Linked DNA regions of Homo sapiens: region 2 is linked to region 1. Evidence: chromatin loops called from intact Hi-C (ENCODE). Cell type or tissue: ovary. All regions are shown on one strand. Links, peaks and the distances in the headings refer to the core of each region. The heading gives the core; the rest is flanking DNA. Region 1 overlaps COPS8-DT (COPS8 divergent transcript). Region 2 overlaps ACKR3 (atypical chemokine receptor 3).

The links. A loop is a pair of places that touch in the nucleus more often than their neighbours do. Peaks named below come from ENCODE experiments on the same cell type or tissue, not always from the same donor. Only the 100,000 strongest peaks of a DNase experiment are listed, where the experiment ranks them.
Region 2: it touches region 1 in a loop (1.9-fold over the local background); 13 of 110 quality-filtered maps call a loop at or near these places.

The regions. Positions count from the first base shown.
Region 1 is chr2:237,008,693-237,017,497 of GRCh38, forward strand. The region is part of intron 1 of COPS8-DT (COPS8 divergent transcript); the gene reads right to left. It also overlaps the pseudogene RNU6-1051P. Among named protein-coding and RNA genes, the nearest start is that of COPS8-DT, 73 kb to the right of the region's middle. In ovary, for the core only: no CTCF peak of the experiment used is centred there; a DNase peak (open chromatin) is centred at 4,357.
Region 2 is chr2:236,581,346-236,590,150 of GRCh38, forward strand. It overlaps ACKR3 (atypical chemokine receptor 3), which reads left to right. Exons shown (of 2, transcript NM_020311.3): 2 at 1-1,009. The coding sequence ends at 209. Among named protein-coding and RNA genes, the nearest start is that of ACKR3, 16 kb to the left of the region's middle. In ovary, for the core only: no CTCF peak of the experiment used is centred there; no DNase peak of the experiment used is centred there.

The DNA of each region.
Region 1 (8,805 bases), core at 328-8,327:
CTCTTGACCTCATGATCCGCCCGCCTCGGCCTCCCAAAGTGCTGGGATTACAGGCGTGAGCCACCATGCCCAGCCCTAAGTGTTTTAATTTTTAAATGAAGGAATGTACCATTTATAGAAAAAACACTTTAATATTACAAACCAAACAGAAGGACTTTAAACATATATTTAAGTAAATAGTGTTTAGGCTCATTTTCTATTGATAGTGTCTTATCAAATATATAGTGTTTGTACATAGTATGGATGTGTTTTGTAAAGCCCTCTTGAGCTAATTCTTTCGTACAACTCAATAACCTTGCAGGAGGATTAGTGTAGAAGGTATGTTTCTGTGAAATAAGCACTCAGAACAGTGCCTGGCATATGGGAAGCACTACATAGTTTTCAGCTGCTGCTGATGTTATTATTGTTATTGTTATTATTATTGTTATTATGTGGGGCAAATGTGTTTTCTGGAATGTAGCCAACAACGGAGAACGTTTTGGAGACTGAGCAAAGGCTCAAACTGAATATTCTGGAGACAATGATGCTTACAGAATGGTCCAAGATATTGACTGAGGATGAACCTGCAAGGCTGAATATATCATTACTCAGCAATGAATACGTACTGCGTGGTTTACATTGTCCATGAAATACACGACAATTCATTAAGAAAGAGTTCATGGTCTTAGGAATGAACTTATACAATATTAAGGTTAAACATATCAGGCAGAGGGATATGGAATTTAAACAACATGCCACTTCTGGGTTTTTTGTTTTTTGTTTTTTTCATTAGTGGGTGTTAATTCTAAATTGACTAGGATACAACTGGGGAACACTGGGGAATGCGGGAGGCAGAAATAAAAGGCCAGGAGGGAAATATGAGAGAAAATTTAATCTTCTATATGGAAACCATGGGCAGAGCCAACGGGCTCCAGTCGTCCCGGCTGAGGTCACTGTGAAGTTGAACCCAGACATGGAGTCCCAACCACAATCAGCAAGGGTGCCTGGATGGTGACCTCCCCAGACCAGGCAGCAACAAATGTCAACCTTCTCTCCTAAGTATGCCTAAAATCCGTCTAAGTCTCCCCATCTCCACAATCATCAGTTTAGATCATTCATTCACTGAAACAAATATTTATTCAGCACTAACGCTATCCCAAGAACTAAGCCAGCTGCCAGATTCGAATAGAGAGGAAACCAGGTGAATTCCCTGGAGACCCACTGGTCTTCCTGCATCTGCTCCAACTCACCGGGAATACCAGCTTCAAGCTGCAGTGAGAGAGACATTTCAGTGCCCGTGTCTCGTTATAGCAGGCACTGCTACACCCTCCATGGCTTCTCTTTGCTCTTAGGGGATGTGTTAGGGCAGAAAAGATAAATAGATGGATAAATAGATAGATGGGTAGATAGATTGATTGATACATAGACAGATACAAAAATAGATATATGAGAAGGTATTTAATAGGGGACTTGGCTCACACAATTATGGAGGCTGAGAGGTTCCACAATAGGCCTTCTGCCAGCTTGGGAACCAGGAAAGCCAGGAGCATAGCTCAATCTAAGTCTGAAGGCCTGAGAATCAGTCGGCTGTTGGGGTAAGGGTAACTCTCAGTCTGAGGCCAACCACCTTAGAACCAGGACCACTGGTGAAAATCCTGAAGTGTGAAGGCTGGAGAGCCTGGAATTCTGATGTCCAAGAGCAGGAGAGCAGGAGAAGAAGGTTGTCCCAGCTCCAAAAGAGAGAGAAGAGATTCTTCTTTCCTTTGCGTTGTGTGTGTGTGTGTGTGTGTGTGTGTGTGTGTGTGTGTGTGTGTGTTTTGCTCTATCTGAACCCTCAACCCATTGGATGGTGACCACCTACATTGGGTGAAGGTGGACCTTCCTTACTCAGTTACTGATTCAAACACCAACCTCTTCTGCAAACACCTTCACAGGCATATCCAGAGATGACACTTAACCAGCTAGCTGGGCAACCCTTAATGCAGTCGACACCTAAAATTCACCATCACAGGGAGGGAATTCTTAACAGGGACCACGGCTCCTACCCCTTCGCCACATCTCCGTTGGCCCCTGTGCTTCTTGGCCCCCCTACTTCTGTGGAACCTTTGGTGACAATGCTTCCTCTTAGTATAGAGACTATCTACTTTCTGTTCCCTGTAATGGGAATGCTGTTCCCTCCAGTCCCCAGCTGGTGAACTCATTCTCTGACGTGCCTAACAAGTTCAAGTTCCCTCTTAATGGGCTCTCATAGCATGGTATTCTGTTCCTTAATGAATGCACTTGCAGTTCACAGGATGACAATTAGATCAGCATCTGTACCCCCTCCCCATTCCTCATCTGTAAACTCCGTTATATTCCCAGTATCTAGAACTGTGCCCAATCAATATCTATTGAATGAATGAGCAATATAATTTCTATTTCAAATATGAAGAAACAAGAATGAGGAAGGTCACATAACTTACCTGATATCACATATTAAGTAAATGTGAAAGTCTGAACTTGAACCCAGAGTATCTGATTCCAAAGCCCCTATTCTCATGCTTTCTTACAGGGATAGGACCGTGCATGTAGAAAGAGCCAGGGTCCAAGCTTGCACCTTCAGGGTAACCTGAGCCAATTCCCTCATCTCAGCTGCCTGGGCAGCTGTCAGCCAAGCCTGGGGACACAGGGTTGGAGGAAGCATCCCTCCTGCAGAATTCTCCACACTACTGTGTAAAGGCTGGCTGCTGTCCACAATTGCTCATCATCCAGGGACTACAGGAGAATAGGGATGAATCTCTTTGTTTCCACAGACTTCTGTGACCTTTCATTTTCATCATCTAAAAAAAATCTCGACCATGTAGGAGACCATTAAAGGACTTCACTTGCTTCAAGGGATCAACAGCTCATGAAATGGCATGTCTTTGTTGGTGCAGAGAAAGGCTGCAGTGGTCCGATTTCTATTAAAAGTAAATAGTTAAGCTGCAGTCCTGAGGCAGCTGAGGAGGTGATTAGTGTGCTGACACAGTGATAGATGATAAACATAATAGAGCTTGACGGAAATTAATGATATTTTGAATCTTTAATAATGGTACGTAACTATCTAAAAGAGATATCTCCATCACAATGTAATTCTTTTAAAAGCCAGGGGAGCTTTGATGACAACTGAGTAAAAACTTTGTATATGGACAAGATTAGAGGGAAACACGGTAAACGGAAATAATTAGATTTCCAGAGTGTCAGAGTGATAGGACTGTGAGTGAGTCTTTTATTTTAATTTCCTTTAATATTATCACGATGGGCTTATGAACAATTGATTCTTTTAAATATAAAAAACCGAGTGGAAAGCTGTCCTCTTCAAAATACGTGTCTGTTTTTTGATGAGAATACAAAGATTGAGTTAATGCATGCCCTTTTCCCTCCTTCCAGCAACCCGAACATTCTCTGTTCCATCCTGCAAATGAAAGTTACATGCAGGGCCATTGTCTGTGAGTTCTTGTCCATTAAGAGTTTGGGAAAATGCACACTTGCCCCAAGAGAAAAGGTCAGAAGCCGGCCAAAGGAATGCCTTCTGGGACAATGGGCCATTGTGACACCCGGGGCCTTGATTAATCACCTACATCTTCGGCGAAACTATTCTAAGTGGCATTGCAAGAGACACCCCGAGTTAGAGGCTGCATGAGAAGAGGAAGGGAGGCATGCTCAGGGCGAATTTGGGCGTCCCTCCTACATAACAGGATCCATGATCTGGAATGCCACCCTGACTGGGCAGCAACCTTTAATTAAGTTCCCATTTCCTCACATCCTGGTTTGTTTCACTGCTAATCAGATGGAAATATTAATTGAGATCATAAATAATAATCCTGTGAAAACATATATGGCAGTTAGAGGCATTATAAGCCATCACTGATTTTCATAGCAAAGCCTGTTCCCAACAGCCACATGCTGAATCCGTGGGCTCTAAAAGTGGCCCATAGCATCTGTGGAAGCTCATAGGGTTGGCAATTCCAGAATCACGTCTAAGGACCTTCCCTGCACTAAGTTTGCAAATTAGTCACAACCTGGTTTACGCTGGTGCAGTTATCTGAGTAAGCCGATAATGCTTTGCATACATTTCATTTCCTTCCACTAAGGAGCTGAGAGCGGTTTCTCATGATAAGAAACTTGGCAGTAAAAGAGTCCACTAGACCTCACATTCCCTGAATATCTCAAAAGTTGGCTTTGCTTTCCTAACAAGAGCAAGCCATTTCTTCAATTTACACAATCTCTTCAGAATCCTTCTGGAAAAATGACCAGGTTTTACCCACGATGTCAAACCAGCAAGAAGGCGAAAGACAACCCGTGCTCAAGCTGCCTGATGAACGCGCTGGGCTTTGTCTGGCCTAACCTGTGAACTCCTTCAAGCACCGTCATGAACGCCACCCTCTGCACGGCGACAGACTGTCATTCTTCCCGCAAACAAATTTGCTTCCTGAGCAATGATTTTTGGTTTAAAGAACTGTTGACAGTGGTTGTTTGACAGAGACAGAAGGCAGAGACAGAAATGGGAGCAGTTTTGGAAAAGCAGGACCAAAAGAATCAATGAGTCTGAGGAGGGTCCCTCGCCTGCCAGCCCTTTCCAAGATCAGCGGGCCGTTTTCTGTAATTGAAAAGGGAGTTCTGGGGACAGGTAGGACCTGATGTGATGAGTTCCATTAAGCGGGAAGCGAGTATATCTTAATCAGAGACTATAGCCTAAGGACAAAAAGATAGAGAGCCTGGAGGTTAGCTGAAAAGAGAAAGAAGAGCAGAAGCTTGGGAAAGACACTGGAGAAGTTTGGGAGCCTCCTTGGCCTCGGTTGCTGGGTCCTGCTGCAGGAACACACGCAGAGGCACAGCACCCTGACTTCTGTTCAGTGCAGCAGCTTCTCTGCCTTCCTCCTTACCTCCCTCAGCTCCTATTCATGCAAACCTTTGTCCAGGAAAACTGGGGGGCATTGAAGTGACAAACGCAGGGCAGGACATTGTTCCAATTCCGGTTTCAGTACCAGATACCTGTATGACCTCAGCATGCTGGGCTTCGGCGTCTGCACTGAACAATTACAACACTGGACCAAGTGACCGCTCCATCTCTGTCCAGCAGGTCTGCTCTATGATAAGGCACGATTTGCTTTCCGGTATCAGCAGCTCAACAGCCCCTGTTCTGAGTGTCACAACAGTCTCCAAGATGGGTGTCCTGGTGATTTGCTGTTTTATAAAGCACACAGCTGTTATCCATCAATTCAGCCAGAGGATCTTTCTTTGCAGGCTCTGCTGACTGTTACAAAGGAAATAAGTAGTAGCACAAAGGAAACAAGACATAGTTATTCTCAAAGGGCTGAGAATCTGGTTGGAGAAATCAGACAGATTCACAGATGGGCAACAAAAGCTGATAAGAGGGCCGGGTGTGGTGTCTCATGCAGGTAATCCCAGCACTTTGGGAGGATGAGGTGGGTGGATCATTTGAAGTCAGGAGTTCAAGACCAGCCTGGTCAACACAGTGAAACTCTGTCTCCACTAAAAATATAAAAATTAGTGGCAGGGTAGTGGCATGCGCCTATAATCCCAGGTACTCAGGAGGCTGAGGCAGGAGAATCGCTTGAGCCTGGGAGGCGGAGGTTGCAGTGAGCCAAGATCACACCACTGCACTCCAGCCTGGGCAACAGAGTGAGACTTCATCTCAAAAAAAAAAAAAAAAAAAGGCTGATAAGACAACAAAATAAAAGACAATGCAGTGTAGTAGAAATGACCCTGGGGCTCCTTTTTTCCCCACTGTATTTTTTTTATTCTTATGGATCTCGGGGGTAGGAAGGTAGTTCTGTTACATGTCTACGTTGCATAGTGGTAACGTCTAGGCTTTTAGTGTACCCACTGCCCAAATAATGAACACTGGTCCCAACAGGTAATTTTTCAGCCCTTACCGACTTCCCATCCTCCCCACCTTCTGAAGTCTCCAAGGATTCCCCTGTATGTCCATGCGGGCCCACTGTTTAGCTCCCACTTCTAAGTGAGAACATATGATATTTGACTTTCTGTTTCTGAGTTATTTCACTTAGGAGAATGGCCTCCAGTTCCATCCATGTTGCTGCAAAACACATGATTCCATTCTCTTTTATGGCTGAATATATACACCACATATTCTTTTTCTTTTTCCTTTTTTTTTTTTTTTTTGAGACAGTCTCGCTCTGTCACCCAGGCTGGAGTACAGTGGTGCAATCTCAGCTCACTGCAACCTCCACTTCCGGGTTCACGCCATTCTCATGCCTCGGCTTCCCAAGTAGCTGGGACTACAGGTGTGCACCACCACACCCGGCTAATTTTCTTTCTATTTTTAGAAGGAGTTTCGCCATGTTGGCCGGGCTGATCTCAAACTCCTGACCTCAGGTGATCCACCTGCCTCAGCCTCCCAAAGTGCTGGGATTACAGGCATGAGCCACTGCGCCCGGCCCCGCATATTCTTTATCCACTCATCTATTAATGGACACTTAGGTTGATTTCCTGACTTTGCTATCATGAACATTATTGGAATAAACATAAAAAGATGGAATGCTTCATGAATTTGTATGTTATCCTGTGCAGGGGCCGTGCTCATCTTCTCTGCATTGTTCCAATTTTAGTGTATGTACTGCTCAAGTATACACCAGGACCCTTGGGTTCTATGTGAATTAACTCTTTTGCCTGTTAAGTCTCGATATTCTTGCCTACTAAATGGGGTGTCAGACTACATGATCTCCAAGATCCCTTTATGGAGTACATAATAATTAACTTAGGGAGGTGCAGAAAAAGTGTGTGCACAGGTGGTTGGGCCATTCAGTGTGTGACAGAGGCTGGGCTCTGCAGTGTGGGTCATAGTCAGAGATGTTCACAGGGCAGGGCCCCGGAGGCCACTGGAGGCCATTGCCAGCACAGAACATGGAAAGCCCAGATGCCCGAGGTCGCCAGGAACAGGACATGTCTACCAGAGAGGCTGGAAGGTGGGAGAGAGAGCACTTGGCTGGAGTCACCTGTGCCTTCCCAGGGAGGACTCTAGTGTTTCCACTTTGTCCCACTGACACTGGGGAGACTGGAAGGATTCCAAGCATGGGATACGGGATGAAAGTGGCACTGCCAAGGGGGTCTGACTGCTCCTAATGAGAATGGCCCTCACATGGGGTCTCCTGGTGCCACTGGCATTGCAGTGTCTCCAGGGGTTTTCCCATACTGGAAGGAACTAACAGGTAAAGAAGATTGAGGCAAAAGGTGAGAACCTCAAGGAACCTGAAGCTATTTGATTTTCTACCAGGGGGATTTCTACCCTAACTTGCCATCTCCAGCAGTATAGAGGTTTTGAGCTGTTCTTGATGCCTTGGAGTGATGTAACAGACTGGGGCACCTGGAAAAATCAAGTCAGCTTCTTTGAGAAACCTCTACAGGAAAATCAAACAACACTCATTCCCAAAACAACCACCACAAACCAGAACACCATCCTTTTTGGCCACAGAGGACAAGAAGGAGGGGGTTTTCTTGTAGTCAGATCCTTGATTTATCAACTGCCTGAATTGAAGTCATTCTCAGAAATAAAGGTGCAAACTAAATTGCAAAGGGGAGGCAAGTCTTTAACCCCAAGCATTGTTTTGGGGAAGACGGATCTCTTTGCCTAACTGAAGGGTAATAAACATTTCTTCCACAGCTGTTGAAACGTTTATACCTTTCACCATTGAGACAAGAAGACTCTGACAAAGAAAGCAATCAAAATGTTAACAGAAGGACTGGATAATGTTATATTGACTTCTTTGGAATTACTGACCTTCCATGGAAAGAGAATGGCATCTTCTAAAAATTAAACATTATTCTAAGTCTAGGACACACTTCTTTCAAGCAGCCTAGGTAAGACGATTTAGGAAGTTAGAAATGCAAACATTAGCTCAATAGATACAAAATAATTTAGTCTTATCCTTTCAATTTTTCCGATAAGTGAAGTTAAGGTGAAATGTCTAACTAATTCTCACAAGAAAGCAGGAATGCAGGGGGAGAATTCCATGAAGGAAGCCTTTGATCATTGCACCGCAGGACAGACGGGCATTCCCTCTGCGCTGACCGGCGGGAGTTAGAGTCCCCACATTGTGCGGTGGCAGCCTCTGCTTACTCATCAGAAGCTGCCTGGCTTTCCAAGCTTACTCCAGAAACTTGTAGAAATTTGAGAAAATGCAACCACCTCTGCTAGCAAACTAGTCCCTGGGACCCCCTGAGTCTCTGGCATTTCAATCACCTCCCACCTTCTGCTAGCATCTCTTCTGAGTTCCTCTCACTAAGGCCCTGCCACGGAAGGCTGCTCTACACCCAGTGCTGGTCCCTAATGCTCACTCAGCTTCGGCCACAGCCCAAGTCACCACTGGCCAGGCCTTAGGAGTAGGATGCCATGAGTCCAGCAGGCAGATTTAGCAGCAGAGCTTCGGGGCACCTGCCTTGTGCCGAGCCGCAAGGTCCACGGAGCTGAGCCTTGTCCTCTTGTTGTCACTTCTAGTCCCTAATAGGGGCTCAGCAAACATTTTTTGAATGTGTCACCAGAAGAAAGCCTGAATGCATGCATTAGAGTTGGAAGTGAGAGAGAGGGAGGGGGAATCATGGCTACGTAAGGATGATTTAGAAGAAGTGCCTGCCTTCAAGGAGCTTAGAATCTGGTGGTAAGAATAAGAAAAAATTATAATATAAGGTAGTATAGTAAATTAACTGCCTACATTATAGAAACAATGATAGGGATGATCTCATTACCCTTTAGCTCATATATTGCTTTAATTCTAAATCTTGGGATATGGTTGTAAGATGGTATTTGAACCAAACCTTGCACTA
Region 2 (8,805 bases), core at 603-8,602, 430 kb before region 1:
TCACGGCCCTGCATGTCACACAGTGCCTGTCGCTGGTGCACTGCTGCGTCAACCCTGTCCTCTACAGCTTCATCAATCGCAACTACAGGTACGAGCTGATGAAGGCCTTCATCTTCAAGTACTCGGCCAAAACAGGGCTCACCAAGCTCATCGATGCCTCCAGAGTCTCAGAGACGGAGTACTCTGCCTTGGAGCAGAGCACCAAATGATCTGCCCTGGAGAGGCTCTGGGACGGGTTTACTTGTTTTTGAACAGGGTGATGGGCCCTATGGTTTTCTAGAGCAAAGCAAAGTAGCTTCGGGTCTTGATGCTTGAGTAGAGTGAAGAGGGGAGCACGTGCCCCCTGCATCCATTCTCTCTTTCTCTTGATGACGCAGCTGTCATTTGGCTGTGCGTGCTGACAGTTTTGCAACAGGCAGAGCTGTGTCGCACAGCAGTGCTGTGCGTCAGAGCCAGCTGAGGACAGGCTTGCCTGGACTTCTGTAAGATAGGATTTTCTGTGTTTCCTGAATTTTTTATATGGTGATTTGTATTTAAATTTTAAGACTTTATTTTCTCACTATTGGTGTACCTTATAAATGTATTTGAAAGTTAAATATATTTTAAATATTGTTTGGGAGGCATAGTGCTGACATATATTCAGAGTGTTGTAGTTTTAAGGTTAGCGTGACTTCAGTTTTGACTAAGGATGACACTAATTGTTAGCTGTTTTGAAATTATATATATATAAATATATATAAATATATAAATATATGCCAGTCTTGGCTGAAATGTTTTATTTACCATAGTTTTATATCTGTGTGGTGTTTTGTACCGGCACGGGATATGGAACGAAAACTGCTTTGTAATGCAGTTTGTGACATTAATAGTATTGTAAAGTTACATTTTAAAATAAACAAAAAACTGTTCTGGACTGCAAATCTGCACACACAACGAACAGTTGCATTTCAGAGAGTTCTCTCAATTTGTAAGTTATTTTTTTTTAATAAAGATTTTTGTTTCCTAAAAATGCATCAAGTCTCAGTTTTCAAAGTGTGTTTTGGCACTTGAATAGCACACATGATAATAATTCATGGATATATATGGCACACACAGGCCACCTGCATGAACATGCTCAGAAAAAGAGTGCTGCTGTAAAGCAAAAGCTACCAGGTTAACTTGTTTGAAATGATATAAAAAGAAAAAATCATTTGAGCACACTGCATGGTTTTTAAAAAAATTTTCAGGCAATAGTGTTTTTGGTGTGGGGGATGATTGCTAGGGTCCAGCTAGGAGAGAAGGCTGGCACAGAGAAGGTGCCACTTGCTTCTACTTCCTGCTGGCCAGAGCCATCTCTGTTCTGAACCTGTCTGAACTCTCCGTCCAGACAGGAGAGTTTCAGGGTGCAGGACTGGTGTCCTCATCTGTACCACCTGTGTGCTTCCAGGGCCAGTGGCACAGCCCCTTAAATCTCATCTGCTAAGGTAAACACCTCCAGGGGCAATATTTCCTATTGAGAGTTTTCATTTAAACCATGCCAATCAGCTACCCCCTTGAGGCCACACAATGAGCGAATCCCCAGCTTGCGCATGTCCTTACTAGTGGTTGGAAAGAGTGCTCTCAGAATGGCCAGTTCCTGCTGTGCCCTCTCTAACTCTACCTGGAGCCACAAGAATGGCGGAGACTTCAACAGACGAGTCAGCTGGGCAGGGGCTCAGAGAGGGGCTGGGCTCCCAGCACTGCCCTCACCACCTCCACCTCTGCCAAGACCTCTCTGCACAGAGAGCTGTTTGCCAACCCAAAGGCAGACCCAGATGCTCGTCTGACCTGTGGGCTTGGGCGCTGCTGCTAGGTTGGAAAGCACCTTGTGCAAGTCCTTGCCCCACAGACCCACAATGGGCAGCCCTGCAGTCCCCAGGGGCCCATAGACCGAGTGCACTACAGGGGAATCCTATTTCCTGCAAAGGTCTTCACAGCTTAGAGTTTTGAAACTAGGGCTGTAACTTACTGGAAATATGTTCTTGATACACATGTACATCCTCAGGTGCATATATACACCTGGTCTTCAGTGGGATTCTGGTCCGATAACAATGATGTAGATAGTGGGATAACAGCATACAAGAGGCAAAGATACCAAGAAGAAGGGAAAATAAGAGTAGGTAGGATGGCAACATGGAATCGGGAAAGTTCTCGACCCAAATATGTGTTCCTTGACGATAAAAATGGCTTGCATGTTTGCTGTGAGCCTTCTAGGGGTCAAGTTCAGGCAGAAATACACTTTTCCAGTAGTAAATTCAAAATGGGGAGGGGGAGGAGGGCATCAATTGCAGTCCACATGCTCAGCCTTGCAATAGATGGGCGGTAAAAGGCATTCAACTGAACTGCTATGCTGAATTGCCATCGCGGTCCATCCAGCGGTCTCTCCCACCCGCTTACCCTAGAATTTCAGTAGGTTCCCGGGGGCTAACAGTGCTGGGGTGGGTGAGGGTCTTTCAGGCTTGTGTGTCTACGTGGATGTCTGAGAGGACCTGTCGATCCTTCTGCAGGGCTCCTCTGCCACCCCAGTTCATGTGGCTCTTGCTGCTGCTTTTGCCTCGCTGGATGGTGAGACTGGTCTGGCCCTTTTCTGTTTTTCTGCTGTTCTGCAGCCTGGGGGCTGCCCCAGCTGCCTCCTCCCACACTGCAGTGGAGGGGGTGGGGAGGGAGGGTGACACTGAACTGGACCCGGACTCACCAGGTGGCACCTTTTGCTTTGGGGGGATTTTCCATCTCCCACAGGGCCCAGGGCACCGTGGCCTACTGTCCCAGACCCTCCGACGTCCCTGGGGTCTGCTGTCTGCAGGGGCAGGCTCCATCTCGGGAATGCTCCAGTGACTGTGTTCTTTCTGTTCCTTCTAGAAATCCCCTTCTTTGTCCTGCCTGGGGCTGGAAGACTTGCTGGTTTATTCCTAGTTATCTGGACTCAAAATCTCTTTCCTTTGATTTCCACTGCAGGGTCCTTCCCTGGAGCCAGGTGGGATAACAGAGGCTGGGTCAAGGGACACAGAGTGTCCTGAGGGGAGGGGAGTTAATACTGAAAAAAAAAAAAAAATCAGCCCCACCCTATGACTGTGGTGTAGAAGAGGCAGAGAGAATCCTGAGCTGTATTTGGATATGGGGTGGGCCTTGAAGGGAGGAGGGGTGGACAGGAGACCCCTGGCTCTCCTCAAATCCAGGGACTAGAGGGCCTGCAGTGCTGCCATTGGAGGGTCATTCTTTGGCGTCCTTTTCTCTGTACAGATCTTCCAAGACACCCGCCTCCTGATGTGGTAAGAAAGCTGTTAGCGCCATGACCTTGGACCCCAGGAAGGATGTCTGGAGCCCCAGGCACAGGGTGGGACCTCAGAGTTGGGAGAAAAGCAGCTTTGGCTTTCTTGATGGCGCTTCCTGGAGCCTCCTCCCATCCCAGGCTCTAATACTCTGCTCCTGTTTCATGGTTGAAATGCCCAAGGCATGGCGGGCGGTGGGCAGCGGAAGGCCACCCCCAGCAGCCCGGATGGCAGCCCGTCATCAGTGAGTCAGTGTTAAATGCTTTCCATCTGGTTCAACGTATGAGCTGCTGACCTTGATTGTACCCCAGGTTCCCCACAAGTGAAGAAGAAAAATAATGCCGCTGAAAAGCCCAGATGGAAAATCATCTGAGCACAAGGGAATACGATCTATTTGCTGGCTGATGGCTTTTGGTCCTTCCAAGAGTCTCGCAGCAACCTGGGATGGGACCCCACTGATATCTGTGGTCAGATCTGGGCAGAGCAGCAATACATTTTAAATCTTCTGTAGCCGATGCTTCCTGGGGCCTCTCCAGGAGGCAGCAGCTCCGGGGCATGGTCTATTTTATTAGGAATGTGGAAATTCTGCCTTACTGGGCTTCTACTCTGAGGATATTGGCTGTATATATGTAATGGATCTGGGAGACATCACATTTAGGTAAGCACAGGTGTCTCAGAACTCTGGGGAAAAGTGGCGTGCTGTGGATCTGTACTGTTGGGATGGATGGCTGAGGAAGACAGCAGAGAAAGTTCCCAGAGCTTTCTCCTGGAGGTATGAGCTTTTGCCCCTAAGTGCCAGGGATACCTCTGCATGGGCCTATGCCACTGAGATTTTAGTCCTTCAGGGGCAGTGGTTTCAGGTGGGCTAAATGCTTTAAAAGATCGACCCACCGCTATAGAACATTTCCCACTTCCTGTTTCTTAGTCTTGGATTTCCCAGGAAAAGCTCCCTGGTGGTTTGCATTTATGCAGGGACTGCTAAGATCCCACAGTCTCGATATCAATGACATTTGATATGGAACACGATTAGTTTGAATGAGGTTTGATAGGACATTAAACCACTCGAAAGTGGTTGAGATTTATGGTGGTTCGTTTGCCCTGAGGATGGCTGAGGACGGCCTGACTCTTCCATAAACTCTTCTGGCAGAGTAGCAGAGTTTGCTCACCTCGTGCAGTCTCTGACGCTCACACAGACCTGTGCATACACCTAGACTTGCTACCATCTGTGTGACCAACACACACTCCTGGACACAGTTTCCATGTGCATGTTTAGGACCATCCTAGCGAGAGCCTGGGCCACAGGGTTGAGATCCGCCTTCTCAAAGTCTCAGGCCTCTGCCAAGTGTGTAGCCCAAAGAACCATCACTGTTTACTATCCTGGGGAATGTGGGCCAGGTTTTAGCTTTGCTAAACTTAGCTTCCTTGTTTATAATGTTGGACGATGATAGTACTTGATTCATAGGGTAATCGTAATGATCAGATCGCACAGTCTCTGCAAAATGCATGTCACGGTGCCTGGGGCACACATAGTACATGCTCAGAGAACAACAGCCATTCTGACCACTTTCTCTGGGCATAATTTGCATTTTTCTTGAGAAGAAACAATGCATTTCAGAGAAATCGGGCAAGAGAATATCTGCCTGTGGGTGGTGAGTGAAAAGATGAGGCACATCTGTCTCAAACTCATTCTAACTGGGGACAATTTGCACCCCCAGGAGACATTTGTCAATGTCCAGAGATATCTTTAGTTGTCCCAACTTGGGGTGGGGAATGCTAATGTCATCTTGTGAGTCAAGGCCAAGAATGCTGCTGAACAGCCAGTTGTGCACAGGAGAGCCCCCAGACAGAGAATTACTGATATGGCTTGACGGTGTCCCCACCCAAATCTTATCTTGAACTCTAGCTCCCATAATTCCCACATGTTGTGGGAGGGACCTGGTGGGAGATAACTTGAGGCAGCTGGTAGAAAAGCAGCTTTGGCTTTCTTGATGGCGTTTCCTGGAGCCTCCTCCCAATCATGAGGGCAGTTTCCCCCGTACTGTTCTTGTGGTAGTGAATAAGTCTCATGAGATCTGATGGTTTTATATGGGGTTTCCCTTTTCACTTGGCTCTCCTTCTCTCTTGCCGGCCACCATGTAAGACATGCCTTTCACCTTCCACCATGATTGTGAGGCCTCCCCTGACATGTGGAGCTGTGAGTTCATGAAACCTCTTTTTCTTTATAAATTAGTCTCCGGTATGTGTTTATCAGCAGTGTGAAAACAGACTAACACAATTACTGAGTCCCAAATGTCAACTGAGTGGAGGTGGAGAGACCCTGGCCTAGGATAAAGCCAACCATTAAGACACAAGACTTCTGGATGCCATTCACTGCCTAGGGAGTTCACTGAGGGTACACAGAGCACCTGGGGAAAAGCATCTGAGTCCTTAGAGCCATGGCTTCTCCATTTCCTGCCCCTCAACTCAGCAGAACCCTAACAGGCCAGGGCAGCACAGACAATCATGCAATGTGGATTCACGCCAGCATCTCCACTGTGCCCAAATATGTTTCAACTACAGGAATTTGGGGCATTTGCCATTTACATAAAAGATGTACTCCTGAAATAGGAACACACAAATTAAACATTAGTAGACATTTTAAGTACCCTTGGGAAGCTTTAAATTGTAATTTAAGATTTAAAGTATTTTGCCTAAAAAGCTCCAGAAAGAACACGGTTAGCAGGACAGAGCTGTGGACAGGACTGCATGAGACCAGGGTGATAGATTCAGTTCTGCTTCTTATTAGCTCCATGGCATTAGAAATATTTCTCCTCAGTTTCCTCACCCTCAAAATTACCTCTCCACCTTTATTAAAGGATTGTTGTAGAGATTGAAAGAGAGCATATATGCGAATCAATGCAGTTGAGTGAATGGACAGAAGAATGAGTGAAGTACTTTGAAACCTGCGTAGGGCCACGCAAATGTTCCTAACCCTTTTCTAAGCTTTTTTTCGTTTTGTTATCGGCATGATTCATTTTTATATTGCCCAATGCTTAACCCACGTGCTGTCCAGTTATGTCACAGTATTGAAATCTATCACGCCTCTAGTGTGCCTCATTCGTTCCGGGTTTGTCTGAAGTCTACAAGGGGTTCATGTTCACCTGTCTATTGCTGTCAGGCGCGGTGCTCATGGCCTTTGTCTAGGTTTTTCAGGGCTGGGCTTCTCCAGCTCTGACATCAACAGCCCTGGGGACAGGACCCCTGTGAAGGGGGATATGGTTATCTGGATGGCATGGGAAGAGGAATGCCCAATTCTGGAGTTTTTCTTATTTTTCAAAAGCTTCATTTTTGTTGGCTTTTCATATGCTTATGCACCCAGACCTTTCCATGTGGGATTCGGAACGGCTGACAATCATGTCATTTCTCCCGACAGGTTGGGAGAAAAAAAGTGGTGGCTTCATCAGCCATTTGTTCCCTGTAATGCTCAGAAGCAGCAGAATGAAAAAATCTGAATTTCCATAGTTATTTCCGGAACTAAACTGATTAAAATCATTTCCTAGGTAGGTCGGCATCTTCCCTTTCACAGTTTTCAGAAGAAAAGGCAAAGAGAAAGTCATTGTGGCAATGGCATTAAATCTGCTTGGGTGACTCAGAATGTATGTTGGCACGGCAACATGTCATGGGGCGAGCGGCAAACATGTCCTGTCGGTGGCGGTGGCGTGTCTGAAAGGGCCTTGGGCTCCACCGTGCCATGCTGGATTTGCTTCCTTTTAGCCTTTCACATGAAAGTGTTTGAAGCTAATCTTTTCATTCCTTTACGCGGGGCTCGTCAATAGGACGAACGCATTAAAGGTTTCCCCACCGTTGCGTTTCTCAGGGCCGTTGTTAAAAGTGTGAATTGTGTTTCGTGCCACACTGTAATGAGAATTTTAATTTCATGCGCAGCCCAAAGTGTAAATGAAAAATCGTCCGTTGCCCAGCTATGCAGACGGTGAATGTCTTTCCCTGCGACATATTCCACACTCGTTCTTGTTAATTTATTCATCCATCCACACGTTTGTTCGTTCACTCACTGATGGACAAGCTTTAGTGCGCGACCACTGTGTGCCCTGCTCTGTGCTTGTCTTAAAAATGTCACAGATGGCCGAGGGTGATTTTTTTTCCTGTTAAAATGCTCCCAGCCTGGAAGGGGAGAGGGGGAATGAGACGTAGAGAAATCATTAAGGGGCAACATGGTGAGAAGGATTCTGGAAGGATCCTTTAGATTGGGGGAATTGGGAAGGCTTAAAAAGGAGTCCTCCTATCCTGGCCCAACGATGGCCAGAACCTCGGAGGGCAAGCCCCGGGGATGAGGTATGGGGATGGCAGGCCTCAGTTCCTGGGATGCCATCACTTTTGGGGGTAGACACTTCAAGGAAAAGCGGAGGTGTCTGAGAGGTGTTCAGAAGTTGACAAACACTGATGTTGTCATCATTGTGCGGTAAGAGCTATTGATGGCAGGAATCAAAGGTCATCATGGCCACTACCAGTGAGGACAGAAAAAGAGGCTTGGAGCCAGGAAGTCGGGAAAGTGGACAGAGAGGCCTCTGGGCTCTGCAGGTCAATGGCTGTAGCCTCCTTCTGGCTTTGCTGTGCAGCCAGGGACCTTGTCTTCCCCGCTCGGACAATCAAACAAGCAGCTCGGAGTTCATGACTATCTGGGAATCCTGCTTAGCCAAAAACGACATCTGTCAGATGGGTTTCCCTTTTTCCCTGGAGGTTTTCGAAAGCTCTGGTTGTTCTTGAGGATCGCTTGACCCCAGGCAGACCCTTGAGCCACACCCTTGCTGCAGGCGGTGCTCATAGAGTATGCGATGCTTGGTGGGAGACCCTCTGGAGCACTGTTCATGAGCACAAGCCTGGGCTGAGACCCAGACACCAATGGCAGCAAGCAGTTTTCACCCCCGCACCCAAGGCGGGGCCTCTTGAGACAATCACAGGATTAGTATAAATAGAACTTGTGGGGAAGCAAAATTTTAATTCTATCATGGCTCTCAGCTCTTCCCTGCTGTAGAAGGTACCACTGGACGTGTGTTTCCAGAAGGAAGGGGCAACTCTCTGTAAGCCTGAGCTCCTCTCCTCATCCCTGCCTGGTGGCACACACCGCAGTGGCCTATGCTGGTCTCCGTGGCGGTTCAGAGGAGGCGGAGACTACATTTTCATACTGGGTTCACGGTCTCACCTGGCCAGCCCTGACCCAGTGTCTCCATCGCTCACAGTCTCACCTGGTCAGCAAGACCCAGTGTCTTCGTCATATTGCACCCTCCCCTACACCAAATTTTTTTAAGCCAAGGAATTAGGGTCATCTCTACATGCAAAACCCAATCTGGGCACGGGCAGAGGTGCCTGGTGCCCACGGCTCTCTATCCCCTGCCCTCTACCCGGCCCTTCCCCACAAGGCCCGTGCACTGAGTTACTGAAAACTTGACCTGCACCCCTCAAGCTGTTGCCCTTGGGTACTGGGACCCCTCAACATAAGGAGGGCTGGACATGCCTTGGA